Linked DNA regions of Homo sapiens: region 2 is linked to region 1. The links are chromatin loops, found by intact Hi-C in ENCODE. Cell type or tissue: Calu3. All regions are shown on one strand.

What was found. Peaks named below come from ENCODE experiments on the same cell type or tissue, not always from the same donor. Only the 100,000 strongest peaks of a DNase experiment are listed, where the experiment ranks them.
Region 2: it touches region 1 in a loop (13-fold over the local background); 4 of 110 quality-filtered maps call a loop at or near these places.

Annotation. Positions count from the first base shown.
Region 1 is chr3:161,559,018-161,561,517 of GRCh38, reverse strand. No RefSeq gene overlaps it. Among named protein-coding and RNA genes, the nearest start is that of OTOL1, 63 kb to the right of the region's middle. In Calu3, CTCF peaks have their summits at 1,061 (motif pointing left) and 1,917; DNase peaks (open chromatin) are centred at 1,037 and 1,907.
Region 2 is chr3:161,699,856-161,702,355 of GRCh38, reverse strand. No RefSeq gene overlaps it. Among named protein-coding and RNA genes, the nearest start is that of OTOL1, 200 kb to the right of the region's middle. In Calu3, no CTCF peak of the experiment used is centred here; a DNase peak (open chromatin) is centred at 1,115.

The sequences.
Region 1 (2,500 bases):
AAAATAAATTCGGAAAGTTACTAGTGTTTTTTTTTTTCAAACCATAAACTAACATAAGGGAGACAGAAAGACCTTTAGAAAGGACAAGTACATTTAATATAATTTTGAAATTCTTGTTTCTGAGACACTTATTTTTAAAATAATAAAGTTTAAGTTAAATATAACAACATCAAAACAACTTGCAAAGTTAGTGTCTTAATTGGGGCAAAATCAAATTTAGTTATCTTGGACCCTGATGGGCTCCTCCGTCTCTCCCTGTAGGGAGCACAGAATGAAATGGTGCATGCCAAATCAATCTCCCTAATTGCTTTGGTCACTATCACATGCAATTTGGACACATCTTGCTAAATAACATCCAAAGGCCAAAAAAGATATGACATTGAGAGTAATCCAGCTCCATGGCTTCCCTCATGCTAGTGTGATTTGAAGGACAATGGTCTGTTTCGTCAACTCTGAAGGTGTGGAAGTACCACAATGTAGGAAAATATTCACAAACGTCCAGAATGTCAGAGCCGGAAGTGACCTTGGAATATTACTAATCCTATCTTCATTCTGTAGACAAGGAAAGTATTCAGTTTTACTCCCTCTCTGTGCACCTGTAACAAGAGATTTTTATCTTTGTAGCAGTAATCATTGACCTGCTATGGTATCTATATGTAACATAGATAGTGTAAATTGATGAGATATGCATATATCTATATGCTGCATACTATAGTATCATCGACACATCTTTTCTATCCTTTTCTCGGCCTCTCCCTGACTCACACACACAATCAACCATTGTTTGAAATTTTTGACCATTTTATTCATGTATGTGGTTCTGAACTTGTCAGGAACTCAATTTGACTTCATTGAATTAAATTACAGAAGAAGGTTCAAATAATCCCCATATTTTGAATTCACAGCAGTCTCAGTGATTCTTTCGAATTCTGCTTGGACTCTTCATTTGGTCTGTGTCCAGGCCCTAATTTTGGGGGTGCGGATCTTGTAGCGCTGCCTGGAGAGCATGTATAGGAATTTTGGCTGCCTCCACCGGGCTGGCTCAGTAGCATCTGCAGAGCAACACTGCCATCTGCTGTGAAAACCTTCAAAGCAACTAAGAAAAATCTGCCAAACACTGATTTGTATTTGCGATGCCTTTGTTCTTCAAAACGCAAATCAAACTGCAATTAATCAACGTTTATTAAAATTAATTCTAACACATTCATTAACTTTTAAGGGAATTACAAGGCACGTGGCATCACTGAATGTCTACATGAAGTGTTCTCTCCAGGAGACAGAACAACACTAATAGGATGGGAGGCTCTGAATCGGGGGACCCAAGATGCTAAAGCGCTAGGTTGCTTACACACACAAAAAAAATTCTTAACGTGCCTTTTAGTGAGGTGTGTAGAAGCCTTAGATTGAAACCACACATTACCTGTCAAATGTGCTTATCCTACCGCAGTCTACAAATCGTGTTGCCCCAACCTTTCCCAGAAAGGACATTCTGACCAAGACGCATAATTTAAGTGATCTGAGATGTCATTGAAGAATGTGTCCTCAGAGAGCAGGAAGTCAGAGTATTGATGAGTTATGTCTCTATGCCACCTTAATCTTATCTATTGAAAAACTCAAAAAGATACGTTTAAACGTCCTCAAGGAGTTAACCTCCATAGTATCTTCAATACCTTATAAAACAAGAACCAAACTTCAGGATTTCTCCCTCCTATATAAGGAAATCTATTTTTGTAGACCTACAGAAAGATTTTTATTTCTCTTTCTTTTAGGAAGTAAAATATTCAAAGATCTGAACATAAAAGAATAAACTGCTGGAGGTGGACAGAGCAGGAATAGGAAGAACAAGGTGGCTTTTCATTGGTTTGGGTTTTTTGATTTGGCTTTTGCAGGCATCAGAAGTTATACAACAGCGCCACTCTAGGGCTTTATGTGGAATAACAGGCAGCGTTCGCCAGTGCTATTTTCTTCTTGGGCCCTGTTTTTTCACAGAATATTATGCAAAAAGTTAACCTGGCACAAAATGTAGCAGCATTTTTGTTTTCACCTGTTTCATTTCGTTTTGAAGGTGCAAAGAGTCTTAAAACTTTATGCTGAGATATCAGAACTTACTATTTTATGAGTCAGAAGATGCTGACTAATCTTTTAGATGGCTTGAGTCAACTACTAATTATGTGTGCTCTTGGGCAAATTCCAGTAGCCTCCCTGGGTCTCACTTTCCCATCTGTAAAATGAATGGGTTGGTCTATAAATCTGCACCATTCAATATGGTGGCCAGTTGTCACAAGTTGCTATTTAAAATTAAATTTAGTTTAATTAAAAGTAAATAAGATTAAAAATTCACTTCCTCAGTTATATTAGCCAAATTTCAAATGCTCAATAGCCCCATGTAGCTAGTGGCTACTGAACTGGACAGCACAGATGCAGAATGTTTGCATCATAGCAGAAAGTTCTATTAGCACTGACATAGCTAAAATTTATGTTTCTTACCAAACTGAATTTA
Region 2 (2,500 bases), 140 kb before region 1:
TAATGTATTCTTAAATTTGGTTTTCTAGAATTTTGTTGAGGACTTTTGCATCAATATTCATCAGAGATATTGGCCTGCAGTTTTCTTTTTTGATGTGTCTTTGTCTGGTTTGGGTATCAGTATAATACTGACCTTGCAGAATGAGTTTGGAGGTATTCCTGCCATCTCTATTTTTCAGTCTATGTGTGCTGCCAGAGCTCTATTGCATGTTATTTGTTTCTTTCCTCTTGCTGCTTTTAGAATCCTTTCCTTATCCTTGATCTTTGGGAGTTTATTAAATGCCTTGAGGTAAGTGTTCTTTGAATTAAATCTGTATGTGTAACTTCTTGTACTTGAATATTACTATCTTTCTCTAGGTTTGGGTAGTTCTCTGTTATCCCTTTGAATAAAATTTCTATGCCTATCTATTTTTCTACCTCTTCTTTAAGGCCAGTAACTTGTAGATTTGCCCTTTTGAGGCTGTTTTCAAGATCCTGTAAGTGTGCTTCATTGATTTGTACTCTTTTTTTTTTTTTTTTTTTTGTCTCCTCTGACTGTGTATTTTCAAACAGGCTTTCTTCAAGCTCACTAATTTTTTTCTTCTGCTGGATTCATTCTGCTGTTAAAGAACTCTGATGCATTATTCAGTATGCCAATTGCATTTTTCAGCTCCAAAATTTCTGGCTTGATTCTTTTAAATTATTTCAATCTTTTTGTTAAATTTATCTGATATAATTCTAAATTCCTTCTTTGTTATCTTGAATTTCTTGGGTTTCCTCAACATAGCTCTTTTGAATTTTCTGTCTGAAAGGTCACATATCTCTGTTTCCCTAGGATTGGTCACTGGTGACTTATTTAGTTCATTTGGTGAGGTCATGTTTTTCTGGATGGTGTTGAAGCTAGTAGATGTTCTTCAGTGTCTAGGCATTAAAGAGTTAGGTATTGATTGTAGTCTTCATTTTCAGGGCTTTTTTGTACCTGTCCTTCTTGGGAAGGCTTTCAAGATATTTGAAGGACTTGGGTGTTGTGATCTAGGCTGTCTGCTTTAGGGGGCACCCCAAGCCTAGTAATGGTGTTGTGCTTGAGACTCATAGAAGTACTTCCCTGATGGTCTTGGACCAGATCCAGGAGAATTCTCTGGTCTCTCTTTCTCTCTGTTCTGAGCTACCTAAACCTGGAGTTGAAGTGACACAAGTGCCCCTGTGGCCACCACCACTATGACTGTGCTGAGTCAGACCTGAAGCAAGTACAGCATTGTGTCTCACCCAACGCCTGCTGTAACTGCTCCCTGGCTACTGTCTATGTTTGCTTAAGGTGCTGAGGCTCTACAATTAGCAGGTGGCAAAGCCAGCCAGGACCGTGCCCTTACCTTCAGGTCAGCAAGTTTCTTCAGGCCCCAGGTGGGTCCAGAGGTGGCATCTGGGAGTCAGGTACTAGAGTTAAAAACCTTAGAAGTCCAGCAGATATTCTATTGTACTGCGCTAAGCTGGCACTCAATGTTAAAAATCACAATATTGAATTAAAGACGTAATAGAACTGTCAGTTATTTATATCTTTACTGCCAATTGCCTATAGTGTTATTTTCAATCATTTAAATAAGTAGATAAAACTTAAAATCAGTCTCTGATACATACCTAATATGTATTCTTGGAAAAGTTATTTAATCTCTGTAAGCCATAGTTTCCTCATCTAGAATATGGCTATAATAAAAATTACCTCATGTGCTAGTGAAAGTTTAATAAGATTATGCATATACAGTGCTTAGTAGAGTCCCTGCCATACAGAAGTGTTTGATAAATGCTAACAAACTATGACTCAATCTTTTACCTTCCTTAACTAATTTCAGTTATCCATGTAGACTTATCAACATGTGTTAGTAAATATATCTGATCTTAGATAATTACCACTTTCACTCTCAAAAATGTCCCAATCTGGTTGATAAATTATATGGTCACTCTACTTATTAATAATAACACTAATAAAAGAAAGAGAAAAAAATGAGATAATCTTTTCAAATTCATAAGCTATTTCTCTCATCAGATTTCTTAGATAAGATATGATAATTGAAGATTGTCCATTATATATAATATACATTTCATGTGTTAATTATACAATATTGAAAGGTTCAATTCAATAGCATCTTTCAATAGTAATAAAAGATGAGAATGTCATTTTAAAGTATAAATTTTAAAACAATAAAATAAATTATTTGAAATTTGTGTTTACTGTCACAAACTTTTAAAAAGGCTAAATTGAGTAGTTTTGTTTTTCTCATCAAAGAACATCATCCTATGTGGGCGAAAAAGAGATCACTAGGGAGACATAGAGTTGTATCCAGGTATTTCTGTCCTTCTAATCCTTCCTAAACAGCTCGCTGTGTTTTTTTGAAGCACATTTTAGGTTACTAGGATACAAAAATATAAAATTAACTTTTTTAATTATAAGGCAGCCCTGTGTGAACACTACAACATTATGAATTGACTTTCATTTAAAATAGACTATACCTTTTGAAAGATTTAAT